Linked DNA regions of Homo sapiens: all the other regions are linked to region 5. A link is a loop called in an ENCODE intact Hi-C map of the cell type or tissue named here. Cell type or tissue: PC-3. All regions are shown on one strand. Each heading gives the region's core, and the rest is flanking DNA. Links, peaks and the distances in the headings are about the cores only. Region 1 has its middle 220 kb from the start of TFPI. Region 2 overlaps GULP1 (GULP PTB domain containing engulfment adaptor 1). Region 3 has its middle 27 kb from the start of TFPI. Region 4 holds the start of GULP1 (GULP PTB domain containing engulfment adaptor 1). Region 5 overlaps TFPI (tissue factor pathway inhibitor). Region 6 holds the start of TFPI (tissue factor pathway inhibitor). Region 7 has its middle 21 kb from the start of TFPI.

What was found. A loop is a pair of places that touch in the nucleus more often than their neighbours do. Peaks named below come from ENCODE experiments on the same cell type or tissue, not always from the same donor. Only the 100,000 strongest peaks of a DNase experiment are listed, where the experiment ranks them.
Region 1: it touches region 5 in a loop (8-fold over the local background); 2 of 110 quality-filtered maps call a loop at or near these places.
Region 2: a loop joins it to region 5, with 8 times the contacts of the local background. A loop is called at or near these places in 44 of 110 quality-filtered maps.
Region 3: it touches region 5 in a loop (16-fold over the local background); 91 of 110 quality-filtered maps call a loop at or near these places.
Region 4: a loop joins it to region 5, with 5 times the contacts of the local background. A loop is called at or near these places in 6 of 110 quality-filtered maps.
Region 6: a loop joins it to region 5, with 6 times the contacts of the local background. A loop is called at or near these places in 12 of 110 quality-filtered maps.
Region 7: a loop joins it to region 5, with 5 times the contacts of the local background. A loop is called at or near these places in 92 of 110 quality-filtered maps.

The regions. Positions count from the first base shown.
Region 1 is chr2:187,777,051-187,781,561 of GRCh38, reverse strand. No RefSeq gene overlaps it. Among named protein-coding and RNA genes, the nearest start is that of TFPI, 220 kb to the right of the region's middle. In PC-3, for the core only: no CTCF peak of the experiment used is centred there; no DNase peak of the experiment used is centred there.
Region 2 is chr2:188,510,512-188,515,022 of GRCh38, reverse strand. All of the region lies in intron 4 of GULP1 (GULP PTB domain containing engulfment adaptor 1), which reads right to left. Among named protein-coding and RNA genes, the nearest start is that of MIR561, 220 kb to the right of the region's middle. In PC-3, for the core only: CTCF peaks have their summits at 919 (motif pointing left) and 2,369 (motif pointing right); no DNase peak of the experiment used is centred there.
Region 3 is chr2:187,578,818-187,583,328 of GRCh38, reverse strand. No RefSeq gene overlaps it. Among named protein-coding and RNA genes, the nearest start is that of TFPI, 27 kb to the right of the region's middle. In PC-3, for the core only: CTCF peaks have their summits at 1,512, 1,713 (motif pointing left) and 2,467 (motif pointing right); DNase peaks (open chromatin) are centred at 1,728 and 2,498; H3K4me3 peaks cover 493 bases; H3K27ac peaks cover 1,356 bases.
Region 4 is chr2:188,289,228-188,293,738 of GRCh38, reverse strand. It overlaps GULP1 (GULP PTB domain containing engulfment adaptor 1), which reads right to left and starts at 1,865. Exons shown (of 12, transcript NM_016315.4): 1 at 1,573-1,865. RefSeq lists an enhancer at 1-13. In PC-3, for the core only: CTCF peaks have their summits at 1,687 and 1,888; DNase peaks (open chromatin) are centred at 658, 958 and 1,878; H3K4me3 peaks cover 3,063 bases; H3K27ac peaks cover 2,567 bases.
Region 5 is chr2:187,497,788-187,502,298 of GRCh38, reverse strand. All of the region lies in intron 2 of TFPI (tissue factor pathway inhibitor), which reads left to right. CALCRL-AS1 (CALCRL and TFPI antisense RNA 1) reads right to left here. Exons shown (of 6, transcript NR_187179.1): 3 at 2,694-2,793. Among named protein-coding and RNA genes, the nearest start is that of CALCRL, 52 kb to the right of the region's middle. In PC-3, for the core only: CTCF peaks have their summits at 1,258 (motif pointing left), 2,167 (motif pointing left) and 4,226 (motif pointing left); DNase peaks (open chromatin) are centred at 1,138 and 2,148; H3K4me3 peaks cover 303 bases; H3K27ac peaks cover 1,886 bases.
Region 6 is chr2:187,550,920-187,555,430 of GRCh38, reverse strand. It overlaps TFPI (tissue factor pathway inhibitor), which reads left to right and starts at 996. Exons shown (of 8, transcript NM_006287.6): 1 at 996-1,231. In PC-3, for the core only: no CTCF peak of the experiment used is centred there; a DNase peak (open chromatin) is centred at 2,120; H3K4me3 peaks cover 3,314 bases; H3K27ac peaks cover 3,340 bases.
Region 7 is chr2:187,573,172-187,577,682 of GRCh38, reverse strand. No RefSeq gene overlaps it. Among named protein-coding and RNA genes, the nearest start is that of TFPI, 21 kb to the right of the region's middle. In PC-3, for the core only: a CTCF peak has its summit at 200; no DNase peak of the experiment used is centred there; H3K27ac peaks cover 2,448 bases.

The sequences.
Region 1 (4,511 bases), core at 338-4,337, 280 kb before region 5:
TTATACTGTGGACATGTGAGAAAATATCCTGCCATTTTCCATAAAATAGTACATACTGAAACATTTAGTAGCAAAAAGATACAATATCTCCAAACTTTTCTCACATGTTCAGGAAAAAATCGTCTGTCTCTCTCTAAATATAAATGCATATATATGCAAATGGGTCAAAATGTGACAATAGATTATGAATCTAATAAGAGGTACCTGAGGATTTCCTACATTATTCCTGTATCTTTTCTGTTAGGATTATATCAAAATAAAAAGTTAAATTAAGCTATATGTATTCCAAACATCTTGAAAACTATATAGGGCTGTAAATTTTCAATAATTAAGCTTATGTTTTTTTTCCATAAAAGACATCTTCATAAAAGAGAGGGTACCAAAACGTGAAAACTGTTAAAACATAGCTTAATTTTTATTTTCAACAATGAAACCCTAATCAGAAGCTTGCATATTTTTTCATTTTTATATTTATTTGTTTTCACTTTCTGTTTATACTGATGTAATATATGAATGTTAACATAAAGCAACGATTTTAATTTTCATTGCTTCCTCTTTTTCTACCTTTATACTCTGATTTTTTTCAACAACTTACTTTCTTCTCAATGAATGAAAATGAATAGGTTTTAATAAACCACTGAATTTATATCTAGAAGTTTTGGTTTAGATTAGGCTTTGTCTTCAACCTAATATCCATTGACTTGATATCCTAGGACTCGTGCCAACACTTATATGTTAGTAGTCAAATATTTTTTCTATTAATATTCCTGTGTTTTATAGAATAAATGGAAACTTTCTTATTAAAAGCTTAGATTCTTTGGATTGGAATCAAATATGCTCATCAAAACAAAGAAATTTTAATACTTTTAAAATAATTAAATTTATTTTTAGTTATTAAAATAAATTTTAATAATTTTAATAATTTTTGTGTCTTATAAGCTTTAAAAATCAATTTAGCTATATAAGCATAAATGAAAGGCTGATCAAGCTCTTAATCAAATTCATATTTGAAATGCTAATATTTGAATAAGCATGTGTGGACATATTGCAAATAGAAAATGTACTCTTATTTGCAAACAACCTCTATGACATTTTAAAATGAAAGCAGCATTCTATGAAATCTGATGACTATGTATTAAGCAAATAAGTCTCCAGAATCTGTTTCGACTTTGTATACATGTATTTGTGTGATTTGTTCAACCAATGTTGTATACCAACTTTCTATTGCTCATAATAAATCTTGCAGAACATGATTTTTTGAGACACCTCAATATTAAAATGACTGAAAAAATTTAATGCTTTTCATTTATGCTTTTTATTCACCTTGGAACATATCTGGCTGCATATAGTTTTCGGCCTTTATGCTGAGGTAGAAATTTTAAGAGTAATCAGTTAAATTCACAATGAAGCTCCCATTTTTTTTTTTTGCACTTTCATATGCAAGGAGAGAATTTTTGTTCATTTATATTTTCTGGAAAAAATGTGATTTTCATATAATTAAATAAGTTGACATTAATATAAACTGGGTAATATGACATAGTAAATAATTTAAGGTACAATTTAAATCATTTAAATAGTCTTCATCTGGCATCAAGTCATTTTAAACTTGCATTACTGTAGATATGCTTGCTTAGAGACATCATAAGGAATAAAAACTGTGGCCTTAAAGTAAACCATTACGAACTTTAAGTACATTAAGGGAAACAACTTTCTTCAGGTCAAAGTTTGTTAAAGAAAGCACACTATCACATTAGTTACTCTAAGGCTAATTATGATAACTCATACGACCCTTAACTAAAAAGTTGACACAGGTGTCCTTTTTATCACCAAGAGAAAGAAAGATCCTGAATCTTTTCCCAAGGAAAAATTGAGTTTCTCCCCTAAATATAGCTGGATGAACATGTTTCCAAAATTAAAGTGAGAACAATATCAAGCTATCAGTAAAACTTTCGTATAGATTTTGATTGGCTTTATTTAAAATGTTCATATTATTTTTATGAATTACATACAAGCTTTAACTGACTTAATAAAAATACTCCAGCTTTAAAGTAAGAGAACATCATCTGGATCTTTTTAATCTGACTAAAGATACAAAACAAGTGTTTGGTAGTTTAATTCTCAGAAACCTTAAAGACAAAATAAAGTACTGGTTTCTTGCATTATTTGATGTATGTATAACCCAAGTATATTCCAGATCTTATTCCTGGTAACCAGGATCATTCAAAAAGTTATGACATAAATTTCCCAGCTCTTGTTTCTATTTGTTCATGGAGGACAGCCACACAACTACAAAGTCTTCCAAAGATGCCATATAATCCTCGCCTATCTCATTGAATTTATGTGCACAGTTCAGGACACACTACTTTTGCCAACCATATTGGTATCCATAATGTCAATACCAATATGCATTCAAGGACCTCTCATAATTTTTTCTGTTGTGTTACCCATGGCATGAATCTCAAATTGCAATTGTCTCATATTCATGCATGTTTTTTAAATTGTCTGTCTCTCGTTTTATAGTACAAGACTAATGATACATTTTGTTTCTGGTTCATGGTTGTATCCATACATCTTAGTATAATAGTAGGTGTTCAGTGAATGGTGATATAGTAGCAGTAGAAAAATAATAATAATAACAAAACTTCAATAGTTTTTCATTGCCTAAAAGACAATATGCAAATTCCTTAACATCAAATAAGGCTTTTAACAAGTGACTATGACCCACCTTCTTGGCTCCTCTCAAGTCATAGCCCTTCCTTAAATCAAATGGTCATGAAAGCAAACTAAACATTGTTTCCAGAGCACCCCTGCACTTCCATACCTTCAGGTCTTTAACCAGGGAATATTTTCTGGGATTATTCTTCATATCGTCATTTCAGACCAGGTAGTATACAGCATTCAAAGTTCACAGTCTCCTTTTTAAAAAAGAATCCCTCCATGCCCCAAATAGTACTTATCACTCTTCACTCTGTGGTCTCCTGATGTGAATATACAGCTTGTTTGTCCCCTTAAATATTAATTATTGATGCCCTTAATATTTCCCCTTCCCAAATTAATAGAACATAATAAGAATATCTGAGGTCCCTTAATTCTCTGTAACATAGATACCTTTTATAATGGGTTTTAGTATTTGTGGGCATCAGATTTGTAAAGGTGACAATGGCCAGGAATGGTAATCTTCTATTTATCACACACCACATGAGATACTTTGCATATCAAATAATCAGTCATTAGAACATAGTGTTTGAATTGTGGGTAAAGGTCACTTGAGAAATCATCTATGCAGCTGCACTAATATAATTGAATTGATATTCTACTTAGAAAAGCATTGTTCAAGCTCCAGTTACACTTAGGCTTCTCTGGGATCCTAGTGAATAATAATTACATTCTTGCCTTTGCTCACTTTATGTTGGCTCACTTGATATGTCACCTGTTTCACCTTTCATGCAGCCCATTAACTGTCTTGAGAATTCCAATGAACAGTGTTCAGATTCTTCTCTTTAATATTTTCTACAGCCATTCTGTTATTTTAGTTTCCATTAATTTTCACTATTCTATCCAGAAACTTTACAATCTCCTCGGTGATTTTCCTGTCTCTTTTCTACCTTTGCTTCATCCATCAACAACCCTTTGTTTCTTATCTTTGCCTTAACAATGTACACAATGTACACAATGAAATTATTTTCATGACACAGTTGGAATCCTCCTGTTTTATATCTCAATCAATATAGACTGAATGCTCCATAAGGTCTTTCTGGGACACATGCACCTTTGAGAAAAACCTTTTAAATTGAATTATAGTTGCTTAAGACATTTTCTTAAGACAAAATAATGGTGCTTCTTACAAATATATGCTTGGCATTCTAGCTATTTTCTCAAATGTCAAGTAATTTACTCCTTCCCGTTATTTTTTTCTTTGTACTAATTGAAATGTTAATTTTCTTTCTTAATTGCTTAAAATCCAAAGAGACTCTACCCATTAAAACTGCAATACAAATGGAATGGAAAGTACTGTTACTAGTACTCAGGCTTTGCAAATACATACCAATGTATTCCTGTCCACCAATAAGATGTCTTTACATTATTCCCAACATCATATAAAATAATGGACTCTTTCTTTTTGCCTTCTTAGTGCCCTCAGATAGAAGTCATAATTTAGCCTTCCCAAATTTCTGATCTAAAATTATGGAAGTGGAAGATTTAAGTTGTAAATTATCTGATATTCCATATAATCATTCTAGGAAAAAGCCCCTTTGGAACAGAGTTGTTGAACACTTCGCATGTCATATGAAAGAGAGTCATAGCTACTGATGATTTGTTTTTTAAAAATAACTCAATGATGGCCGGGTGCGGTGGCTTACACCTGTAATCACAGGACTTTGGGAGGCTGAGGAAGGGGATCACAAGGTCAGGAGATAGAGATAATCCTGGCCAACATGGTGAAACCCCGTCTCTACTAAAAGTACAAAAATTAGCTGGGTGCGGTGGTGCGTCCCTCTAATCCCAGCTAC
Region 2 (4,511 bases), core at 360-4,359, 1.0 Mb before region 5:
TCCTGCACGGATGTTCATTGTAGCTCTCTTTGTAATAGCTCAAAATCAGAAACAATCTAATTGTCCTGCAATGAGTGGATTCTTAAACAATGGTACATCTATACCATGGAATACTACTAAGGTATAAAAATGAATGAATTATTGATAAACAAGACAAGTTAGATGGATCGAAAGGGAATTTTGACAAATATTAAAAGCTAATCCCAAAAGGTTTATTTTTTATTGCTATTTACCTGAAAGAGGCATACAGGAATATTTCATTGACAGTCTCTTAAAAATGGGACACTGGTATATTCAACATTATTTAAAATTGTGTAAAAATACTCATTTTTATGTTTTGCAACTTTATGTCTTAATTCCTCCATGTGAGAAAACAAAAAAAATTAGCAATGATGAAAAAAGGAGTATAATGTTTCAGACTATTTTGCTTCATACAATTAGATTCAGTGTTATTTTTCACTTTGGCAAAGAGCAAAAGAAAAAAGTTATGTGTTGTCTGGCAAGTGATATTTGTTCCTGCATTTTTTTCTTACTTAAAGTGTTCAGGGTTTTATTTATTTATTTATTTTTTCTGTACAATAAGTCCTCACTTAACAGCATCAATAGGTTCTTTGAAACTGCAACTTTAAGCTGAAGGACATATAACACAACCAATTTTACCATAGGCTAACCGATATAAACAACAGTTAAGTTCCTACACCATATTTCTGGTCACAAAAATATCAGCAAACTTCTAAATAAAGACCGAAATACTTCCAATGTTAAACACCAAAATAAATGTGAGCTATACATACATTTAAGAAAGATCAATAGAAACAAGTAAGATAATTGTTTACTCAATTGTTTTAGCTCAGGGTCCCAGGTGGCAGGAGCCTTGCCCGATAGCTCGGGGCAAAGCTGGAAACAGCCCTAGACAGGACGCCACCCAGTGGCAGGGCGCACACACACACACACACACACACACACACACACACACACACACTCAGAAGGGGACCATTTAGACAGATCAGTTACCAAACCTGCGCATTTTGGAATATGGGAGGAAACAGGAGTACTCAGAGAAAACCCACGCAGATATGGGGAGAACCTGAAAACCCCACACAGACAGTAGCCCTGTCTGGGAACTGATATTTTTTTTCTCATCAACCTTATAACCAATAACATGGAATAAAACAACATTGAATCAAAGAGTGTTATTCAAGGCCCTGCTGTAAATCCAAATAGACAAAATTTATTACGGTGAATTTTTTTTTAAGAAATATCAGGCCATAGAGTTTACATGAGTACAAGTGTGTGTCTTGCACAATTGTGTGCTTGTGCCTGGAAAATGCAACAAGGTTTTTCTGTTTATTTATGAATAAATACGTTAATTTTAATATTAATATATGTTCACTAAGAAAAATGAGAACACTCCAGAAAATGTATCAATGAAAATAAGCATCAACTTTTACCTCACAGCCAAGAAGTGGCTTTCTTAAAAATATTGCACATTATCTTTTCAATTTACATTAAAATAAAAGTGATCGGCCAATGACAATATTAAGCAAACCTAACAAAACCTCATCAATTACTATATAATTTGGCATTATTGTGTAAATATGCAGGTATAAGTGATTGTATCTACATATATTGAACTTTGAGATTAAAACATTGAATATGACTCCCAAGCAAAATGGACAGATAAGAATGATATAAAACACAGATGGGAAATTTAGAATATTAGATTATAAAAGGTAAGATGTAGTCATTGATCTAAAAATGTTTTGTGTATTATTAGTCTATATAATGAAAGTTATAACAGCATGGCATATAGTTCGTCAGATTTTACAAACTAGTAAATGTCTTTTTTAAATCTTCTATAAAGACTCTGATAAATACAGAACAAGTTTCTGATACTATAGATATAATTTTATATTCAACATAAATACTCCACCCCATGTATCTCTCCACTCAATGTATTTGAATACTTATTGTTTAGGCAGATGTACAAAAGACAGCATTTTACAGGCTGCAGTCTGCTGAAATTAAATCTATAGAAATGTTATCAAACTTGCTATTGTAAACAAAATATTTACCTTGGTGACTCTTAAAATGCTAGTAAGATATGTCGTATTTGGTTAATATTTTCCAAAATTCCTATAATTATTTTTCAAATAGTTAAAATGAAAACAAAGACTTCTCTTTTAAGCTAATTTCCACAAGTGATGTCTATATTCATTTCTTCCATTCTTTCACTGTATTCTATTTAACAAAATGTGTGGAAGTTTGAGGATTCTACCCTCGTTATCAAATATTATTCAAAATGGAAGATTTTTTCACTTGAAAGGCTGAATAGTTGTTTTATAACTTGCTTCTTTGCCAGTAGAGAGCAGTGTTGGACATCATATGGACTCATTTAGAATATCTGCTTTCCTTCCTCAAATGTTTCAGAATCACTATGAATAATGTAGGACTGTTTTTAAATATCAGAAAAATAACAATTAAATAGCTAAAGAGTTACGAAGTCTAACTGCTATGAAATTTGACAGTATTTAACATACAAAGGACATCATTTATAACAAAAATGTCTGGAATACACATTTTATGTATAGTAAATTCAAAATATGCCAATTTTATGTAGATAATATGTTCTCTACAGAATTACTGTAAAATATTAAGGGAGAATAATTCCTACTTTTTATAATATAAAAGTTTTATATTGCTTCAAGATTAATAAATATTGGTGGCATAACAATGAATATTCTCATTATTTTTTAAAAATGCGTATATATCTTTGTAACCAATGTTGCAGAGCCTCAAATATGATGGGACTAATTTTCTTTGAGGCAATTTGACTCCATATGTGCAAAAAAAAGGAAAAGTATTTAAGCCTGTTAGCTACTCAACTGTACCTAGTAGATAAGCTATATAGGAGTAAGCTAATTTAATTTTATAGCCTTTATTTGGCTGACTTCCTATGGTCCCATTGCCAAGCAATACAGAAAAAGCCATTTTTAAAAAGCACATCATAATAGTCATTTGCTAAAGCAGGGTCAGAATCAACTGGATTTAAACTTATTAATCAAAACTATAATCCTGAAAAAAACTAAAATAGATACACCAACAAAAGGTTATACTTTAAATTTTAAATTAAATACTCTAAAAAGGTTATCCCTTTAAAGGACAAGGAAGTTTTGATAGAAAATTTTTAAAATATGGACTGAGTATTAAAAAGTCCACATTTTATATTTAATATTTGTTCCTCATTTTATTATAACAATTATTTATTACATTGTATTTGTTCATGTTTTACATGGATATAGGGTATATTATTTTTATAGTCTCTTGTTTTAAAATACAATTTCCATGTTTAAGTCCAAACAAGTCTACTTGCTATAAACAAGAAACTGTGTTCATTGCTCAGGAGGCTCTCCCACCGAGTTTGTACCACATGGTCACACTAAGAAGCAGCGAGTTTTTGTCCTGCCTGTGGAGTCCCTCCCACACTCAAACATCCTTCACATCTGAAGAGTGAGACAGGTGGAGTAAATAGGGCATTTATCTGTATTGCTATCAACAGAAGTGTTATAAAAATAAATAAGCATCAACTTGAATAGAAAACCAAAAGCATGGGGTTTGGAGCCAGGCAAGCTTCACAATTCATTTCTCACTAGAGAATCACATGATTATAAAACACATGGGCTGTGGAAATATTCTCATGTAACTTGCATTATTTTACAGATGTGAAAACTGAGGATAGTATTACTTATCTATGCCACATCCATTTAGCTAGTTCAGATTTATGTTATATAATGTTTCTATTGTGAGAGCGGTTTAAAAACAAAGGCAGTCAAAAGAATATTCCATGTACATTACAGTCAGATAAAATGAGTTTCCGAATACTGATTCCACTGTTTCACTCTGCCTTTCATAGCCTCGCTTTCCTCATTCATAAAATAGGGAAAATCTCAGTGTTCTTGTGAGAATTAAATGAGAAAATACAACCAGCGACTAGCACAGAATGAACATTCAATGAATTTATGCTTAGAAATAAAAATGAAATAATAACAGCCACATCAAGCAAATAAAAAGAACCAACCCACCCACAATGAACTGCAAAGTAAGCAAGAATAAAAACCCTATTTTAAGCCACTAGGATTTGGGTTTTGGTTCTTGAAGCAGCTACAATCCTTACCAACACATACGCAAGTTTTTGTTGTTGTTTTTTTTTTTCCTCAAACTGGTATTGGTTACTTTCAAACATTTATTCTTCTGAACTCCCACTGTAATTTAATTTATTTGCAATTCTCATTGCAATTTAATCAGATTTTTATATAACATGAGACAAGTGGGATTTTTAGGATATCTACACATATAATATATCTCTTTGTGAGGGTCTTTTAAGTAAGTGTTTATTCTGTTTCTTAGTGAGGCTGAGTATATTTCATGCTAAATATATTCTTAGTTGCTTTATAAGTTTTGGTAAGTTAGATTATTTTTCAATTCTACTTATAACAATATATTGCTATATA
Region 3 (4,511 bases), core at 174-4,173, 81 kb before region 5:
AACTGAATTTGCATGTACAGTACTTCTAATTAACCTTGCTTTTCTGTGCCTGTAAAGTGGACAGCAGCTGTTTATCACTTTGTTTCCATGGGGACATAGAGGATATGATTTTGTGATTGTATATTACCTGTTATGAAATCAATTAAGCATATTCTGCTTCTGTAATATTTCTCCAAAGTAAAACAAAAACTCAATTTAAATTTCAATTTTCCTTGCTTCTTTCCACTTTCAACTCTACTCATTAAATATATAACATATTATTGGCCACACTGAAATTTTTATTCTTCTGTCATTTGCTCGTTAAACATTTCCCCTAAGGCCAAACTTTTTCTCCAGGCTTCTGGTAAATCTATCTGTGGTTATGAATATATTCTTCTAAAACCACATTAATTTCAGCAAAAATCTATCATGCCAATAAAGAAAACTTGAGAAAGTTATGTGTGATACAAAGTGGACAAAAGCTATGCTTTATGTCTGAATGTGTCTCCTTTCTCCTTTGGTAAAAAATGTACTAAAATGTTAAGTTCCAAGCAAACAGAATTTTTCCTTTTTTGTTTGTTTGTTTACTGCTGTAGTCCCAGTAGTGGCACATAATAGTTGGCCGATAATAGTTGGTGAATGGATGATTCAATAAATGCACTCTTTGTATTATTGTGAGGTGAGAGGCAGAAGGCATTATGGTAACTATATTCTAAATATTAAAAGTTATTAATCAAGCTAGTATGTTGTTACATAAAATATTTTCCATCCCATTTAGACAAATATATTTCATAAAGACAATTGAAAGATATGTTATAAAGCTGTATTTTTTATGTTAGGAAAATTGACAAAATATTTAGACACATCAAATACATTTTTTCTGCATATTTAGGTATTTAGTTAATTGGTTATGATGCTTGGATTAATAATAAATGAAAATACATAGATAATTCATAAGTATATGTTTATTCCATATTGATCTTCCTTGCCTTCATTTCAGCAAAACCAGTAATTATATTGCAAGCATGATCATTGCATCATTTTGTTGTACTGTATTTAAGCGCATGCAATTTGAAATATTTTTTCAAAAATGTAAATTCAATTAAATTTAAACATTTTTAAACATCATCTTTTCAATAAGTTTTTTCTTCTAAAGAATTCAAAATTACTTATTAAAATGCAAATACAAATTGCAAATTTATTATGAATATGAAAATTTAAAATAGCCAAATGAAACCGAAACTTTAATATTATTTAAAAATGACTATGTCTTAGTAAATGTTTTAAGAAAAACAAAACCATCATCAGTTCTAATATTCACCTAGCTGCCAATAGAAAGAACCATGATTATACTTTCTGTGTTGTTTATAGACTTATATATTAACAAATTTGAGTTAAATGAATTGTCGTATATAGGAAAAGGTTCTTTCCCCTCCTTGTACAACTGGTACAAATACCTCATTTATTTGTATGTTCCTTTAGAAAGGAATTAGAATCAAACTAGGACACTCAGCACTTTTGGGAAAATAATGCTTAACATTCTATGATCCATTCCATTATTCCTGTTACTTGGGACAAAGGATTTGACGGGGTAATTACTTATTTTTTATCTTAGCTGAGCACTTTTGCCACTCAAATCCTTCTTGTACACAGAAGCAGGAAAATGGGGTAGCTTTCAATGAAAAAGCCTGAAACACCTTAATCCAGTGATCGAAGTGAACATTGATCGAGACAAACCAAAATGAAGTGCCCCCTGGTGGAAGGAAATGAGAACAAAACAACCTCACTTTTGTAATAATCCTAGAAGATAACGCATAACCTGAATTTAATTATGTGGAAATAACAAGTTACTCCAAATTAAGGGCATTCTAAACATGCCTGTAATCCTCAAAAGTGTCAATAGTAGGCAGTCATATTAAAAACTAAGCTATATCTCTATGTGGTTATATGGAATAAACCCTAAGACATATATTTTAAGTTTTAAAAAAGTTAGAGACCAGTATTTTAGTTTTGAAAAAAATTCTAAGCATTTAGAATTCATTTCAGAACAACAAACAGTTAGTGATTGTCACCTCTGGGATCAAGTAGAGAGTGAGAAAAATATATTTATTTTCCACTTCCCACTTTTCTGTACTGCATAATTTATTTTAACCTGAATATAAATTGTATTTAAATTTTTCTTGAATAAAATGTATTTTGAATTGTTTTGAGTACTACAACCTTTGTTTTTGAGTCTCAGAAAATAGGAAAATATTTTCAGGCCAAAAATAACACTGTTGTTAATTTAGTCAACACGAGACTAATCATAGCTTATGACACTTGGAGTCTCAGTCGTCCCTGTAATTAACTAGCTATATAGGTGTTTGGGCAAGCACTTGAATTTTTTGAGGTTTAATTACTAATCTTCATAAATGAGTTTTCTTGTAGTTTTAACTTTCTTTTTAGAACATGAATTACAATTTATATATCATGTCGTCAACAGAGGGCAGTAATTAACCACAAGTAATCCCTGTTCTCTGAGCAAGCATGAATCATTTTAATAGAATTTGAAGAAACATAGTATTCGAAGGACCACCATTTTCTTCTCTATTCCTACAAATTTTGATCACATTCCAGTTTTCTCCTCTCCAAACAAAGACTTCAACCAACCAAACACTTCTTATTTCAAACAACATCAGTCCTTTGGGTTAGAAATAAAAACATAATAAAAGAAGAAAGATTATAAAAATAATTTCATGATGACAGAAGGGGCCTTGCCAATGCGAATCAAAATGTCACTTACTCTCTGCCTTCTAATCACTTGCATAGTGGGTGTCGATGCATTAGTGCCCACTGGAACGATTACAGACAAAGGAGTAACAGATTTGAGTTTAAACTATGCTTGGCTCCTTACTGCCAGTAAGTACTAAAACTCTGGCCAATTTAATTGAGCTTTCTAATAATTCTCAAATTTCTTTAGATTTAAAATAGTGACAATAGCTACCTTAGAGGATTGTTTAAAGATTAAAATAGTTATTTGAAAAGATACAACAGTACTAGGTATTAAATAATGTTTATTATTACTATACTACTATTATCATTATACAGATTTGTGTTAGGACAATAGTATCTAATAATAGAAAGAATATTGCATTTTATCCTTAAGCTTATGTGTATATATACATATATGCAAAATATATACGTAAGTTTATGTAACATATGTAATATATGTACATATGTTTACCTAATATAAAATAAGCAAAGAACATAAATAACGATTCACAAAAGAAAAAGAAAAATATCCAATAAGAAAATTAATATTCAACTTCGCTGTTACTCAATGGACTGCAAATTTAAAATTTTGCCAGGTTTTGCCTATAAAACTGAGAAAAAAAATTTAAGTGTCATTAAAGGAGTTTACTATCATAAACTGTAAAGTGCAAGTGACTAGAAATTGACATAAAAATATAATTATTCACCATGGGATTCAAATTTTAAATTTTTTTTTAAAAAATCTGAATATGAGATGAATAAAATTTTTTCTTTACATTTTAGATGTTGAATAACCAGTGAAAACCTCCCCAAGATACACCAACCTGACTCTCTATAAATTAAAAGGCATAAATAAACAGAATTTTACATGAATAACTTATTTCTAAGCAGCTTTAAAAGGAGATATATCAAAAGGTGAGACATTCTTCAGTTTGTTGTAATCCTCCTTCAGAGTAAAAGTTGTGATCATTGGTAGAATTCACTTTATTGTGGTTTTATCTGTCTTGCCCTTTGCTGTTTTTTTAAATCCTTGAACGGTATTTGTCATATAGTTGGTGCTTAATAAATATGTCTATGTGATATGTATATGTGCTATTTTTTCATACTTTTTAAAGTTTTTTCTAAGAAACTTGTAAGTAAAAATATTTTAATAAAATGTTTATAAACTTACAGGAAATTATTTTCAAATGTCTAAAATAGAGATTATCTGTTAGCAATATTTTTATGATTCTTACCAAAAATCAGTCAAACTCTCTGTCTGCTAACCATTCTTGTTTTTGTAGATGTGTCTTGTATTATTAGACAAAGGGAAATAGATAATCACAAAACCATTAGCTTTGTGATTGTTAGTGAGCCATGTTTCCTCAGAGTTCCAAAAAGCATGGACCAATGTCTTTTTTTTTTTTTTCTGGTTCCTCTTAGAAAAAATTAGTGAAAACACAAATATATACTTAATAAAGACAAAAAAAATATTTTGAATAAAAATTATTATTCAGACCAGGTGTGGTGGCTCACACCTGTAATCCCAGCACTTTGGGAGGCTGAGACAGGCAGATCAGAAGTTTGAGACCAGCCGGGCAACATGGCGAAACCCTATCTTTACTACAAATGCAAAAGTTAGCTGGGTGTGGGGGCACAGGCCTGTGGTCTCGGCTACTCGGAAGGCTGCGGCATGAGAATCATTTGAACCCGAGAGGATGCAGTGAGCTAAGATCATGCCACTGCACTCCAGACTGGGTGACAGAGTGATACTCTATTCTCAAATAATAATAATGATATAT
Region 4 (4,511 bases), core at 132-4,131, 790 kb before region 5:
GGAGACCTTTAATTATGCAGTGGGGCAGTACCTTAGCCTGTCTGCTGTTTCCAGCAAAGCCTGTAGTCACCAGCGACTGCACTCTCCCAATTTGTGGGTTTTCCAGCCAAGGCTACTTGTTCATATGGGGGGAAAAGGGAAAGACTGGCAGAGAAAGGGAGCAATTTGCAAATTTGAAGAATTTCCAATTCCTCTGAAAGTTTTCCACTTCCTCACATTCACTCTGTCTAATAATCTCCCTTACTTTAGCACCTAATCACCCATTTTGTAATACAGACACAAAATCATCAGTATTGTCTCCTGCTAGTCCTAGAAATCAGTCATGACTTGAACATTCTCCGTAACTTTTTATTCTCAAATGTTGGTGTAACGTATTTTAAAAGCAGGCACAAAATAAATTTATTAAATCCTTCCTAATTGACTGCATTACACTTTGTCAAACTTGCAGATTGAAATAGTGCATGTAAAATGTCTGATTGCAAATGAGTAAGGCGAGCTCAGTTGGGAAACACTACTAGGACCTAGGGAGGGGTACCTTGACTGCCAGCCCTCACTTACTTGGAGTTTGCCCAGCGTACCAAGTGGACCCGCCAAGCCCAACACCAGCTAAGTCTTCCTTACTCTACCTTGGCACGCTAGTTCCAGCTGCAGCGTCCAGCTTCCTGTTCAAGTCCCATTCAACATCGTAAACACATTCCAAGAAAACCAGCCTGCCCAGAGTTCCCTCCCGCACACAGGGAAGTCAGCGCGGCAGCCGCAGGAGCCTCAGAATAGAGAGAACTGCCTGCTCCGGATTCTGATCCGTGTGGCGAGTGAGGCCACGAGAAGGTGGACCCGGCCAAGCGAATTTAGCAGTCGGAGCGAGAACCCAAGGGCTCATCACCCCCGCCGCGCCTTGCGCCCTCCAGAAGAAGCTACTTGACCCGCGCAGCAGAAGGGTAACCATGTGGACGCCGCCCCTTCCTTTGGGCCCTCCCAGCTCTGAGCTTTAAAGTATCCGCGGCCCGGCCTCGGAGCTTCGCGCCTCCCCACCCCCATGCCCACATTCTCTCCCAGCGCCAACAAAAGGGAGGCTGCCCTGGAAGTTCGCTCCTGGGTCGCCTCGCTGTGACCCGACGATGACTTGCCTGCTCAGCCCAGTCTGATCCACGCACCCTCAGCCGGACGGATCCACGGTTTCCCCACCGCCTCCCTCCAGTTCCTGCTCACCGGCCCCCCGCCGCCGGACCAAAGTTACCACAAAAGGCTAAGGAGGTTTCTGGAGCCCGGAGACCGCTGCGTCCCCGACCTCGCTGGACTCCCCCAGTCATTTCTCAAGCGCTGCCATAGCAGGCGTCAACAGGTCTTAGCCTCCTTTAGTGCTGGACGACTCCCTGAGCATTTAGCTGTCCTAATTTTTTACAACCTGCTGGCCAGCGGCTACGCGCAGCCCCGCGCCCTCCTTCCCGGGCACTGGTGGCCGGAGCTGTCCACCCCCACCGCCCCTCGGGATATCAGCTTCTAAGCGATTCCACGCTACCTGGAGGGAGCCTGGGTTCGCAGCCAGGGAAGAGCCTAGATAAATCTCCGTACCTCACTGAGAGAGGCAGTCGGGTCAGGCTTCGGGCAGGGGCGTGGAGAGCTGCCGGTTCCTCCGAGCCTGGCGATCTCCACTCCGGCACGGCCGGGGCGCCGTCTCCGAGGCCGAGAGGGAAAGTTTCTCTACGCCAACACGGCGCTGGACTCGGGACCCTCCAGCTTCGGTCCCCTCCCTCTTCGCGCTCTCTCCCCCCTCCCTCCTCTTCCTAATCCGCCGAATCCAAAACTGGCGCTGGCGGCAGCTGGGACGCGGGGCTGGGGACTCCGGGTCGCTCCCGGCCGGGAACGCCGGGCTCCCCCTCTCGGTGAGAAGGAAACTCTAGCCGACTCCGGCTTGCGCACTTCTGGCGGTCTCCTTGGACATTTCCACACGGGACGCCTGTGTTCAAGCTCGCTGACTTTCCTTCTTTAATCTCTGATGGTCGTTATCTGTGGGCCCACTGGACTATCTCGCGCGTGCACGCGGAACCGGAGGTGGGTGGAGGGTGGAATGAGAGAGAAACCCATCCGCAGAAGGAGGGGCCCTACCTTACTCAGTCTTCAGCCCGGACAGAAGCAAAACCACAGGCCCCCTCTCCCACCCCACTCGCGCCGCGTTTCCTTTCCAGCCTCTTCCCTGAGACACTAGATCAGGACCATTTGCCTTTTCTTATCTCTGTGTGTTTCCTAACACAATTTTAAAACACCTCTGAGGCTTCATAGAGGGGTAAAGTGTCAAAAGAAATACACGAATAAGAGTAAAACGTGCCGTCTTCACAGCCTTTATCAAGAAAGCAGCCACAGTTGCTGCTGCTCTGGCCGCACCTCAGCGGACTGGTTTGTCCTCATTGGTTTGTCCTCATTTGTTTTTTAACTCGGCCTTAATCTCTGGACTTTGTTATGCCTTAAAACAGACACACACATACACACACTTGAAAATTGCCTTAACCCCCAGATCATACTCATTTGTTCCATTCAGATGTTTACCTCGGAATTAAGGACTTCTGTATAGGATTTGAGAGAAAACACAACAGCCCATTCTTACTGACCTTTGGTAAAGTTCTGCGTGGGAAAGGGAGCAAGAAGGAGTATCCTTATATAAGAAGTTCTTCAAGGATGAGAGGACCTTTACTAAAATTTTTTCTGCTGCTCAGAATTTAGTTTACTAAATTTTAGTTTGAGTGTGAAAATAGATGAGAAAAGGAAAAAGGCATTTTGCAAAGCTAGCAGTTATAATGTATTACAGTGGATCCAGGGCTTAGAGTCAGACAGGCCAGATTCCATTCCAAACTCCATCTTTACGCTTTCTGTGCCTACCAATTATAACTGTCAACAGGAATTCTATAATCTAGCTCACGGAGTCACAGTCACATTTACAGGAGTTAAAATAGAGTTGTGATAGGCGCAGAGAAAATACTCAATAAATATTTGGTTCTTATATCCCACCATGTTTTACTGTAATTAGGAGAGAGGGTGGTGCTAGAAATTTTCCCCCAAAGACCCTGTAACTGAATCAGTTTTCTTCTCCTTAATGCTTTTTCCATTTAAAAAGGCATCATTTCACAATTTTTGAAATGGAAACTATGTTTACAGATTAACTAGTTCCAGCTGAACTCCCTTATTTTAAATACAAGGTAACTGAAGTCTAGGGCTCTTAAGTGACTTTCCCCAAATCTCATGGTTTGGAGGTACTAAAGCTAATATCAGAAATCAGTCCTCATAATAACTTGGCTGGGGTCCTCTTTTAACTGTTTTTCTCTTTATCACAATAGTCAAGCACACATAAAAATAATTATATTAAAAATATTAATCTCAGGACAAATGCTAGTTTTTTTCTGTAAATAACTCTTAAGCAATTAATTTATGAACAATCATTAAAAATTAAATAATGTCATTTAGATGATCACTTGGTATCAATGTGATTATAAAAATAAAACAAATGGTAGTCCAGTATTTAGGAATAAGGAGGTTGATGAGATGAACGAATCCATGCTTACATTATATATTTACACATAGATATTTTGGGTTTTTTAGCCATAATATTAAAAGATTATAATAACTCTCGATTCCCAAGAATACATCAACATACCACTACAGTTGGCTGACCCTAGTTTGTGAACAACTAGATCAGTGTTCAGGACACACAATTCAACTTGAACAAGTTCAAGGCCAAAGAACAAAATCAGGCTACAGAGATCAAACTTTCCATCCTGTGAAATAATGGAAAATCCCATAGCATGTACTTATTTCTCATTCATTTGCCTCTAGTACCTGTAAGAAGGTCTTTTTAAAAAATTCTTCCTTACCATATACAATGTTGAAAATCATCTGAACATTTACATAACTAACTCCCATGTTCTCAGGGATGAGACCCTATATACTCCTTCTAAGTAAGAGTTATTTACTACTCCGGCCTCATCCTCAGTTTCCTAAAGGCATATCATAGCCTCTTTAGAGATCTGTCTTTCCTATCCATAAGACTTGGAAGATCCTAAAGAGGGAAAAAAAAATATGGCTACAAAGCACATCCATCATGAATGGATAAATGAAGATAGATGAGTCCTCATAACTGTCTTTTTCCAATCGTTACATACAGTGCTAAAGATTACTCACTTTTATATTTTCTCCCACTGTTTAAAGTCTTTAAACTTGCTATTGCTTTGTAATTTTTATAACCTGACTTTTGATATGATCTTCTTTGTGAAATGGCTTAGAGGTATAAAAATCTCAAGAGTGTCAGAACCAAGTTTTTAAAAACAATAGAACCAAATGGAACAAGATTTTAAAACAAATTTATAGCATGCCCCAGGAAGTGAAGAAGGGAGATGCCAAAGAAAAGGGTTGCAGAAGCCTAGCAGGGCACTACGATGACAAATACGCCTAATTTTACCTACTGCAAATACCTCAGATTTCCATTTGAAAGTTCTTCACATTCATCATAGGTTCATATAGAC
Region 5 (4,511 bases), core at 237-4,236:
ATATTGGTTAACCAGGAAGTTCCTGAAATTGTGGCTGCTGCCACTGTCAATCAATAATCCAGAATTAAGTTATCAGTAATTAAGCCAGAATTTAAAATTACTATAAGGTAGCTTCCAAACCTAGGTGGTAACAAAGAATTTTGATATTTAAGCTAGACTTAAAGACCTCTTCACCAACTAGTTGCAGTTTTATCTAGTTTTATTTTGTTTTTGTTTAAAATTAATTTTTATAATAACCTTATCTCACATCTGAAAAAATTCTATTTAGGAGATACAATTTATCACATGATGCTAAGATCATAACATCATTTTATAGAAGTATATTATTTAATTGAAATAAGGTACTCTTATTAATAGAAAAATACATCAAATTTTATTGCTTCTCTCACAAGCAAATAGTAGATGATTTTTTTAACAGTCAAATCAGCAGGGAGGATAATCTAGAATTAACGTCTAGATAAGGCAAAAATGATAATAAAAAGAGTAGTGATAAGCTTTTTAAAACAATTCCATTGGGCTAGGAGAGAGAAAATTAAGAGTGAACATTTAGTGAAAGGCAAGTATCTTTTGTAGGATTTAGAATCAGACAGACCTGAGTTTGCAGGTGTAGTTTGCCACCTAGTACCTTTGTGAGACTGAATAAGTTAAACTTTCTGACTACCAGTGTCCTAAGCTGTAAATGAATAATGTAAATAACTAATTTCCTATGATTTTTATATAAAAAGTGGAAAAGCATCTGGCACATTTTCTGACACAGAGAAGGCAAAAGGTACATGTGTTTGTTCTTCCCTGCCAGAAAATAAAATAAAATAAAATAAAATCCTTTAATTAGAGTCTAGCAGCATGTGGATTCTTAGATGGTAAGTTACCTGAAAGCCCTAGATTTGCAAATAAGTTCCAAGAGGATGAGTATTCTTACAGTCAAGGGCATGATATGTTTTCAGGCAGCAAATATTATAGTAAGCTTCTATCCAACATCCCAGGACATGGGGCGGGGGGAGGGAAGGGGAAGGCAGGATTGTAACCTTTAGACTATGAGACATAAAATTCATGACATCAAAGGCAAATGATTCAATATAAACCATAATTCTATTTATATGACTGGATCAGATTAAATTCCTTTTAGATTGCCCTCTATGTGTTTTGCTTTCTCATGGCCGCTGGCAGATAATTATTACCTCTGTAAACATTTCCTTCAAGTCTCAATTTCAAGTCTCAGGAAAGTTATCGCTGACCCCTTCAGGCTAATTTAGGTATCCTACTGTTCACTCGCACAGCACCCAGGACTTTCTGAATGTTTATGTAAGTCCTTAGTGTCTATATGCTCCATGAACGAGGGGTTGCTGTCATCTAATTTACTGTCATATCTGTAGTGACAGCACAGTGCTTGACGCATGGTCAATACCCAATTATTAACATTCAAAAGGGTTTATTCAAAATAAGAAATGAAAACCGAGGCAGATTTCCATCCCTTTTGGGTGAAGTGGCATGGCACTGTGGGTCACACAGCACACCTGGCCATTGCTTGAGTCCAGGGATGCTGTGCTTAGGTGTGGGCTGCAAGATCACTGCACAAAGAATATTCTAATACAGGATTTCTATAAGAAATACATTAAAGTGTGAATAAAGACAAATAATCACCTAATAATTAACAAAATATAATTCATAAAAGTTAATACTTAGTGTTTCTCCTAGAAAATTTCTATAAAATTATCACCTACTTCCATTATTGAAACCATTTTTAGTTTCATAAAGGTGAATGTTTGAAAAAAAATGTTGTTGATTGAGTGGAAATTATATAATTAAAACCGTATGCTTGATCCAAATGCTACTTTAGGAATCTCAGTCACATGTCTGTGACAATATCATGTAGTTATTAAGAATGTGTGAGATAGCTGTTGTAAAACCATATGAGGATCAATTTTAAACCCATCATTTATGGTATGAATTTAAGTTATTTACTTAATTTCTGAAAGCTATTTTATAATTTATAAAATGAAGATAATAATGCCTAACTCAGTAGGTGGTTATGATCATTAAAGGGTACAATTACAAAAATGTCAAGGGTATTGTAATTACTCAGTGAGCAACATTAGCTATTGTTGCTAGGTACAACTACTACAGCGAGTTTATCAGCTTTTGCCTTTGTGGTGCACTGCCACCACCTGCTGGCAAAATTACTCAATAGCAGATTGAACTAGAGGTGATTATATCTTTAATGCAGAAAATGGAAAAAAGATTTAGCTTGATAATAAATACTATCAAATATATTAAGAATAAAAAGTAGAAAAATCATCAATTAGTATCTGATAAAATTATTGATTTATGAAAAATGATTTTTCTGAATATACATGGCAATGCAGGTATTAGGTAAAGTTCCCTGTGTTCTGCAGATACAGATCTTTATTCAAGTTTTCTATCTGAAACACTACCTCAATAACTTGTCTCTAAAGTTCTAAAGTCATGTTAACTTGGGAATGAATAACATCACATTATATGAGAATTTCTACAGCAATTTGAGATAATGGTATATAGCTGTAAAATTAAAAATGCCAGAATATTTTTATTCCTGCTTTGTTATGTGAATTCTGGGGTCCCATATTTAAGGAGCTGATAGGTCACATTTTTATTGGTTTCAAAACAAACATGTCTAGAGTTCAGAAACTCACGATACGTAATTTGATGATACTTACTGTGGGCCTGCTGTAAGTCAGACACACCACTTAGGGTCTTCACACCAAATTTTCTGGTTTCTCATAAAAACTCAAAATGTCAGCTTGGCATTCTAAAATCCTTAAGTAAAGACAAAAAGATATAAACAGCATTTACAATTATTCATAAATGTGCCACTCAGAAAAAAAAATTCAATGATTTTTAAAACTGACAATTATAACTTCAGTGATAGAGAAAATGTGTTTTAACAAGTCATTTTGGTTCATACATTTTTCGATTTTTAGAAAGTATTTTTAGCAATCCTCAATTATATTTGTTATGAATTTCTATTAAAAAGTACTTGTGTATCTAATTTAAGAAAAATGGAAAATTTTACCATGAAGTGCTCATATTTATAGGTACCAGAAACTCTCTATATGCCTGAGAGACCTTCTAAAGCAAATTATCGTATTTTAGATATGTTCATCAACATGAAATGTTAGATAAAGGATTTGAAAAAAAAAAGAAATGACATTTAAACTTGTCAATGTTCACCAATATTTCTTAACTCACTTTGATACAATTATTTGTATATATACTATAGATATTTATTGGATTTAGTGACACTGTTATTGGTTTAAAATTATTTTAAAAATCATGTTGGTAAACACAAACATTATATTTTGTCAATTGAATATAACTCCAGAAAAATTTGAAGACACACAAATGCATATGTGCATAAAACTCAACTTTAGTTAAAGATTTGATCAACATTCTTACTTGCTAATTAGCTATTTTATGACAATTGTGTTTGGTGCTGAAACTATCCCCGTATCATAATAATTCTCTGTCATATGTTATTCTAAGTTAACAAATTCTGGACCTGAAAAACATACTCTTCTATCAGTTCTGTCAGCTCAATTTATTTCAATTGAAAAAAATAATCAATTAACTTATCAAATAGATCAAAATAATGAGATGGTATTATGTAAATTTAACTAGTATTTTTAAAAATTGAAAGCAGTGTTAGTAGTTGAGATAAAATTTACGTGTTCAAAAATAATTAGTGTCACATGAATCAAACAGCATGAAAATGCCAACTTATGTATAGAAAGCTGTATCTTTAATCCTTCCAAGATTGTAAAGGCTACTTACAATTTTATGACTCATATAAAAAATTAACAATATCATTTCAATCATTTTGTTACAAAAAGTTTTAACATTACTAAAATAAGACTAATACTTGCTATTAATTCAAAATTGATTATTAGAATAATAATATATTATGGGTGGAGTGCAATTAATAAAATTATCTAATTTAACTTTTATTACACACATATTTTCTGTTTCAAAAAATTCACATTTTGAAATTACAGGAAATTTAAAACTGATTTCTTTTGAGACAATCATACTCCAAAAACTTATCCTGTATTTTATGCTTTAAAAATATTTTATGTGAAAATATTAAAGTCTCATTCTTTTTTTGTTGTTGTTCAAAGTAAACTATTTTAGAATGCATGAAAACACTTTTTTTCAAGATATTTATACTCATCTGTTTAATTCAATATAATACTGCTGCCCTCTAGAGGCAAAATTGGTTTCGGTCATTTATAGGTTTCAATATTCCCCATAAGAGATTAATAAATCAATTGCCAAAGACATAGAAAATACATAGACTCAATATGCAGAAAATATTCAAGAAGTATTATATGGCATTTTTGTCATTATTCTTTTGGTTGCACCACCCACAATTTTCAGTGTCTATCTTTACTGGTAAACAAATAGACTTTACTTAACATTAGGCTTCTATTAATTTTATTGGACTTGAAAAAAATAAAATGTTTAAAAAATCTAGTTGA
Region 6 (4,511 bases), core at 362-4,361, 53 kb before region 5:
ATATGTATTAAAAACACTCAAGATGAAAGGTTACCTTTTACAGAGAGGTCTAAGGAAAGCAAGAAAAATTGAAGGCACAAAGAATCTGAGATGCAGAAGCAAGAAACTCCTACATTTTCTGACCAAATGTCTTCAGCCTTCCTGGCAAAGTAGATTCTGCCCATTTATTAGATCTCTAGTGATCTTAGTCTGATATGACCATAATTCCAATACAGAGACAGTACGGATGAACCTCAATGATAGGGACATACAGCAGAGACTCTGGTTGACATCTGTAAATATTTACATATTTTGTAGAATAATAATAATAGAAATACAGAAAACAGCGATAATGATAGCCAACAATTATTGGAGGTTTGCTACATGCTGGGTCCTGCCTTAAGTACTTTTTATGTATTAAGCCATTTAGTACTTACATCAAGCCCAGAAACTTTTATTATCGACATTTTAGGAACAAAGGAACTGAGGCATAGTGAATTCAAATAACTGGGCTGAGTAGCCAAGTTAGCAAGTAGCTAAGGTAGGGCTCAAAGCCTGACACCTGCAATAGATAATGCATTACATTGTCTCACTAAGAGAGACCTCCAACGGTAGCCCTCAGACTTTTAAAAAAAATAAATACATTGACAGTGGGTGAAACAAATGAAATAACTTGAAGAAGAAACAAACTGCAAAAAAGCTTATTAACAGTGTAATAATAAATATGTAATTTTTTAAACCCTAACTCTAGGGGGAAAAAAGCATTCTTTTTCAACTGATTACAAAAACAATCCTGGAAAGTAAAGGAAATAGCTATTCAAAATGATCGTATCTGAAATCTTGGTGTAAGCTGTTTCCTTCATCTGTTTCCTCCACTAAAAAAAAGAAAGAAAGAAAGAAAAAAGAGGTTTAGACTAAATAGAGTCAGAGTTGCAGTGACCTAAACAGGAAGTTGGGCTATTCCCAACTGCCAGTGATCTCTGAAGCCGACTCTGAGGCTCCCTCTTTGCTCTAACAGACAGCAGCGACTTTAGGCTGGATAATAGTCAAATTCTTACCTCGCTCTTTCACTGCTAGTAAGATCAGATTGCGTTTCTTTCAGTTACTCTTCAATCGCCAGTTTCTTGATCTGCTTCTAAAAGAAGAAGTAGAGAAGATAAATCCTGTCTTCAATACCTGGAAGGAAAAACAAAATAACCTCAACTCCGTTTTGAAAAAAACATTCCAAGAACTTTCATCAGAGATTTTACTTGTGAGTACCTGGCAATATACTGTCTAGCCCATAAGAAATAACTTTAATTTCTTTTTCTCGGGGGAAAAGCAGGGTGCTGAGAGGCAAAGAACTGATAGGGGAGGATCACTGTTTATTTGCGTAAAATGAAAATCAGCCCTTCCCTGTAAACAGAGTAAACTCAAACTGCAATCCAAACTTGAGTTCTCAGCATTTTGCATTTAGTTCTTAAGCAAATTTATGTGCAATTTTTATGATTTTAAACCATAAACATTTTTGTAACTAATTGGTGTATGTAGCTTTTTTATAATTTGAAGATTGTAGTAGAATTCTTTACTAATTGTGCTTGGTTAATTGGAAGTTCTTGAAAGTTCGGTTTACCTTTCCATTTTATTTCATAACATATAAAATAGAGACTGTTATTCTTCTATTCAAATAATCTTTCAATACTATTAGTTGATGATATTTAAAATGAGGTATAACCATTAAAATAATCGTAATCTAAATGGAATATTTTATGCCAGCATTAACTAATCTCTCTAAGGAAATATTTTACAATTCTCCAAAGACCAAAGGTCATATTCTGAGATACTTAAACGAGAATACTTACGATCAAGTCTATGTTGTGCAATTTTGTAAATTAAAACAATAGATAACATGCCTACATGATGTACTGTTATGTTCCTGTTATAAAATGTTTGCTTCTAGTGAAAAATGAAAGCATATAATACAGCAGTAAACAACCACAGAAATATAATGAGAGAAACAATTATTTAATTATGAAAAAGCACTCATTAGTATAAAATAATTACCAAAAATAAGGGCCAAGAGTACTACCATGTGGGAAAAAAGAAAAGATAAGCAACAGCCACACTGTGACTCAGTGCTCTGGAAATTAGTCACAAAATGACTTTGTATAACATGAGATAATATAAACACAAAGGGCAAAACTCAAGCAGGAAACATACTGCCCAGAGAGTCATATTTCATGTGTAAAAGCATAATATTTACATGAAAGGGGGAAAGTTGTGACAATTTTGAGAGATACTGCAAAACTTTTGAATAAAATGTGTTAGGGAGGCAAAATCTCCCTAACACATTTTAAAGATTATTTTAAATCTATCATTCTAGTGCATGATTATTTCAATATACAGTGTCCATATCTCATCTAATCCTTAAACTAAAGAGGGATAGTCCCTGAAATTTGGCTGAGTTTGAAATGTTAATTTGTGGCCTACAGCTTAATAAAATTATATGAAATATAATTAGGGATCAACAAAGATTGAAAAATATTAATGTAAATACAGATAACTAATCAAGTAATTTTAAAATAAGAGTAAAACTTTAAAATATTTATTTTTACTGATTTGAGTAGTTATATTGGAAAACCAAGTTTTTCTACTTCAAGTGACCACAGAATCTTGTTGGAAAAGTTTAATGACATATACTACTATTTGATTCCTATCTCTATTAGGTATACTGAATTGGACAAGTTTTTGTTTTGTTTTGTTTCTTTGTTTTTAAGGTACAGTCTGATATCTTTTGTTTTACCACCAATGACTAAATCAAAACTCCTTTGGAAATGTGGTTCCTGTCCAAATGGATTATGTTATCAACTGGTGTTTGATGGTCTGACTGATTGTCCATTTATCAGTCAGATAATCATTTAAGGAAATGATTATCATTTGCTTGTTGATTGTACAACTATTTTGACTTAAATCTTCTGTCATAAAACTTATTGTTAAATTAATAATACATAAAATGATAACATATTTTGTAATAAACTCTAATTTTCAAAACAGCTTAATTATCTTAAAAATTAATTTTCTAATCTTTAGAAATCTTTTGTTTACATCTTTCAAATTCAAGAGGTAAGTGGGCAGGATGGCAAACTAATGGAGAAAAAATGCCAACTTTAGAGACTTAATTTAATGCCAGAGTGCCTATCCATCTAACCAAATAGTAAATATGCTATCAATTCCTTAGGAATGGTTGGCTGATTAAATTCAGTGTCACAAAATTTTAAGGTATCTTTCAACTGATATCTCTACCTAATACAAGAAAAAAAATGCAAAGTAAACATCCTTACAAAAAATAAAAAGGAACAGACAATATGAAAAGTGAAGAAAATTACTTAGACTAGGATTTTCAAAAAAATCTTATCAGTATAAATTAATTAAATTGAATTATAATATAGGTTAAAATGGGTTAATTATATCATCAATTTATTTTTTTCTATGTGGACATGATCTAAGAATTGTACTACAATACAACTCATCTATTCTCAATAAAGGCCTTCTACAACCAGCCATCCTTTTTTGTTTACCATCTATAGCAATTAACTCATTTTAGGAATTAAATTTGGCAGGCTGCCTTTTTAAAACACAAATATATTTTCATGCATTAGTGTCAAAGGTAGATTCTGCTATCTTTTATAGAAATATAGCAGTACTATAATTCTTTCTGATTGCTACAATGTGCATTAGGAGAAACTTGAATTCAATAGACATGTGTTTCTGGATATCAAATCTCACCAGAAACAGGGAAGTGTTCAAGTGTTTCCAGCAAGTTCTCTTCATAATAGACCATCTTTCCTGGCTTTCTGAAATCCTCACTGACTGCTTTCTTGGTGTTATGTATCAATTCCGGGGGCCCAGTCTTCCCATTACCTTTCTCTCCCTGTCTTCACTTCTCCAAGTGTCAGGTGCCAAGTAGAACCACAGCCTGAGATTCAACTACCAGTAGCTACCAGTTGCTGAAGGCAACTTCTTCACCTCTACTTTTCTTCTTCCTCAAACCGACAATAACAGAAAGTATGGGCCCATGTCAAATCCACTGTTTTCTCTTTAAGCCTCTATTTGGGATGCTATGTCCTCTCTTAGTTGGAACAACCAGGTGTTAAAATTACTTCAAAAACAAAAGAATATAAGGACATCATGGCCCATAATAGAAGTTCCAATGCTGCAGTACAACTATCCCAATTGTTCCATGTGATGGACCACAGGTCTCTGTGTAGACTTGGAATTATTGCAAGGAATTACCCAGTCAATATGTGAGTAAAAAATATTATATATTGCTTATTAGGGCATAAGAAAGCTATTTCAACATCAGAAATGTGAAAGTATTCATCAGTAGGACACTGATAAAATGTAAACAGTTTTTATTACCAAGCACAATGTGCCTTTGACACCCTCGAAATATACCACACCCTCAAGTGCTGCCACCACACTGCTGCCAACCTAGTCTATCTCTTCTCCTCTTCTTGACCCTTATCTATTTCTATCCAGTCCTTGAATTCTAT
Region 7 (4,511 bases), core at 188-4,187, 75 kb before region 5:
GAGCATAGGAACAGACAGTTAAGTAGAACACCCCAGATGCAGTCAGGTTTTCAGAGTGAGGCTCAAAGTGGAACAATGGTTCCCAACTGGGAATGATTCCGTTCTTCACTGAATGTTAGGCAAATTCTGGAGACATGTTCAGTTGTTACCATCAGGGGCAGTTGTGTACTGGCATCTAGTGTATAGGGACTAGCAATGCTGCTACATAGCCTGCGGTGCACAGGGCAACCTACTGCAACAAGGAATTACCTGTTCTAAAATGTCAATAATGCCCAAGTTAATATACCTGAGGGCAAATATACAATTTCACTGCTGAGAAGGACAACACATTAGAGAAAATCAGCTACATTTGTACCTGCTTTGCAGGACTGAAACCTTCCTAAAATGAAATTCTGTTCTCAACTAAAGAAATGAACAGAGTCTAGAAACTGCATAAGTCAATTCAGTTGAAACTTTTGTGATGCTCAGAGGTTATAATCAAGGAAAGAATGAAGATGACTACTAGCTGGTCTTGTGCACTCTGAAAAAATCTGGGCAGGATTGTCTTATCTAATCAGCCAGGCTTTCTCAGGCCAGGATCCATCAAGGGCTTAGTTCCCTTTATACAGTCTGAAACAGCAGGAATAGATTGTAAACTTAATTCTTTCTGAGGTCAAAAGTTCCTTAAGCATTCTTAATCAATAAGAGAGATAAGATAATCTATGCCACAAGTAATTATCCCTGAAACTCAATTCATAAAGAGACAGAAATCAGCAAATGTGTATACTGGTGGGGAGATTGCAGTAAAATGGACCTATCCTTACATGTAATTTTCCTGGGAGATTCAAAATGAAATGGTTTTGTATGAGAAGACAAACTTCTTATGCAATTTGCTACTGTCCTTCCTTGCAGGACAGTTAAAATTTTGTCTCTGGACCTATGAAATTATTCAATGTGGTGATCACAGAGTATTTGAGTACAATTTTTGCTAAGGGATGGGTAGTCCATCCTAGGCGGATAGAAGGCTTGCCGCTCTATTAAGTAGAAGGGAAAAAAGGCTCAACTTCTGTGGTTTATACCATGCTATATTCATATACATGATCATCATGCATTATATATACATTAATACAGCACCAATAATAATACTTAAGAGTTAAAATAACTCAAGTTAATTACTTAAATACTAAGAGTTAAAATAACACTGAAAACAACAAAATTCGTTAAAAATAAAATATTATATACAGGATTCAATATTAAATGATTTTCAATGGAATACAAGCAATAAAAGATTAAATGAATAAGAATGTGTTACAAAATAATTAAAATAAATGGCCTAGTAAATGAAAAGCCTAAAACCAGTTTAAAATATAGAAAATAAATAAAAGCAAAACAATTAAAGGCTCATTAAAGAATAAAACACAGAATGGTTAAAAGTATAAATTCTGAGACTTAACATTCCAATGCAGAAGCAAACAGGGTCCTGAGAGATGTAGAAACCATAAAAGCAAAGATAACTGTCCCCTGAGGTTTGACTTTTTTTGAAGGGGGTCCAGGCAGATATCCTAAATGAAATCCATACATTCTAAAACTCTGGTGCGCACAACAGGGGTTAATTTTCAGGGACAAGGCTGTGAATTTATTCTCAGCAGTTTTGCTTCTCCTTTCCATGGTCTTTTCTTTCTTTTTGTTCACTCACCCAAGGTTTTGTGTGTATTAACTGATCCCTTACATACTACAAAGAAAAAGGGATCATTAATTTGCAAACCTCTTAGTCCTAAAAAGTTCAGTGAAACAATACCTCATAATGGTTAAACTCAAGGATTATAGAGTTGGAGTTAACACTTGTAAAGTTATTTAAACATCCTGTGTGCTATCTTAAGGCATTGTTAAGAAAATCAAGTGTGTTTACTTTGTTAAATTTTGTAATAGCTTATAATCGTTTTGGTGAATAATGGTTTTATAATTCTGTGTTAAGTAAAACATTACTTTTCTTAATTAAATCTGAGCTTAAAGAGAATATGGTGAGCAGACCAATCACACTTCTTTATCAGGTGCATTTCGCATGTGCCAGAACCTAGGAGAAGAGATTGGACAAATGTTTGAGCACTTTTTAAATTGCCTATTGAATTCTCAAAGGAGGTTACATTTTTCCATCTGGACTTTTTTTCTCAATTAGGAAAATTCCCAGAAAGGATAGAGCAGCAAGCTCAGCAGGAAATCCGTGTTCTGAGTTTTTATCTTTCACATAGAGTTGGGGAAAGGCAGGAAGAAACAGGAAATTTAGTCTGCTAGTCCCCCCTAACCAATATCCATTTTTCACAGATGGAAACAAAAGCATACACAAAAAGGGAAATAACAAATTTCTCTTGTGTGCTTTCTCTTGGGCCACAAAATAATTTGTTCCAAGATTTATATTTAATGTTGCAAGACTTAAAGTGATGTCAAGATTACATACAGTGTTATCATAGCTTTCAATTTATTTAGTTTACATAGTTCACATTCTGTGGTTTTTCTTTTAAAATAAAGGCACAGCATAAATGAAGTTTGTTTGCTTTCCTCAAGAGAAAGAGAAAATACAGGCAAAAAGAAGCTTCTTTTGAGGGAAATTCAGAAGGCATTTGTTGCCATGCATGCCTAGCACAGACAGCTAAAGAGAGCTGTAGGTTAAAATTCTTAAATCTTGCCAAAAACGGTCAGCTGCTTTGTGAGAAAAAGCTATTGAAAAGAAAAATCAGTACATTTAGAAAAAGAGTGCTGTTAGTTCCACATGGTTATTACATTGGAAGTTTTTTGGTTATCACATCTTATGCAGATAACCAGGAAAGATATTTTTTACTTTTCATGTACATTGACTTTGGAAACTATATTATAAAAGAGAATAACATCATTATATAAAAGCAAAAGAATACCTGCCCTTTTTATGATGTGATAAAAATGATCAGATTAAATAATGTTTGAAGGACTTTTAATTCGTTTCTACAAATATTATCTTGATAACAAATGGTTATTTTTTCTTTCATTTAGGTAGTTATTATAATTTTTAAAATTAAGCATTTTGGAAAGAATGAACTGTAAAAATGTCTAATATTTTTCTGTTGTATATGTTCTAATTTATTTTTAATTTAAATATTTGAAAACGAGGAAAAGTAGAAAGGAAAATATCCCAAAATTCCAGTAGCAATCATCCACAATTAGTAAATACTAGCATTTTCATTGTAATTGCTCCATGTTATATGTAATAATTTATATTTTATTATATAGTATTTTGTGTAAAATACAGTATTATTTAGTATTTCATATAAGATATATAAAATATTACATGTATAGTTGAAGGCCACATTATTCTTTATAGTCTTTCCCTATTGCATTCCTCTCCCCTCCTTTCTAGAACAAACAACAAAATGTAACTATATGTCCTTTTATTGCATATATAGCTATGTGTATTTCTAAAATTAGGTAAATGATATTGTTCTTAACTTTTACTCTGATTTATTTTTTGTCCTGGTCATGTGTATACTGTATTTTATCTAAATACTGTATTACTGTATTTTATCCAAATAGTCTTCTATCAAATGATTATACCAAAATGTATTTATTCAGTCCACAATGATTAATTTTTAAATTGTTATGTCATTCTTTCACAAATACACATGCACATGTTCATTTACTGCAGCACTATTCATAATAGCAAAGACATCGATCAACCTAAATGCCCATCCACAGAAGACTGGATAAAGAAAATGTGGTTGGTACATATACACCATGGAATACTAGGCAGCCATGAAAAAGAATCAGATCATATCCTTTGCAGTGACATGGATAGAGGTGGAGGCCGTTACCCTTAGCAAACTAACACAGGAACAAAAACCAAATACCACATTTTCTCATTTGTAAGTGGGAGCTAAACATCAAGTACATATGGACACAAAGAAGGGAACAACAGACACTGGAGCCTACTTGAAGGTGGAGGTTGGGAAGGAGGTGGGGAGTGAAAAACTATCAGATACTGTGCTTATTACCTGGGTAACAAAATAATCTATACACTAAACACTCATGACACATAATTTACCTGTATAGCAAACCTGCATATGTACCCCTGAATTTAATGTTCAAAAAAATTAATTGCTTTCAATTTTCAGATTTTATAAAAAATATTACACATATCTTTGTATAAGGTGTAAGGAAAGGGTCCAGTTCAGTTTTCTACATATGGCTAGCCAGTTTTCCCAACACCATTTATTAAATAGGGAATCCTTTCCCCATTGCTGTTTTTTTGTCAGGTTTGTCAAAGATCAGATGGTTGAAGATGTGTGGTGTTATTTCTGAGGCCTCTGTTCTGTTCCATTGGTCTATATATACCTTTTGGTACCAGTACCATGCTGTTTTCGTTACTGTAGCCTTGTAGTATAGTTTGAAGTCAGGTAACGTGATGCCTCCAGCTTTATTCTTTTTGCTTAGGATTCTCTTGGCTTTATGGGCTCTTTTTGGTTCCATATGAAATTTAAAGTAGTTTGTTTTTTCTAATTCTGTAA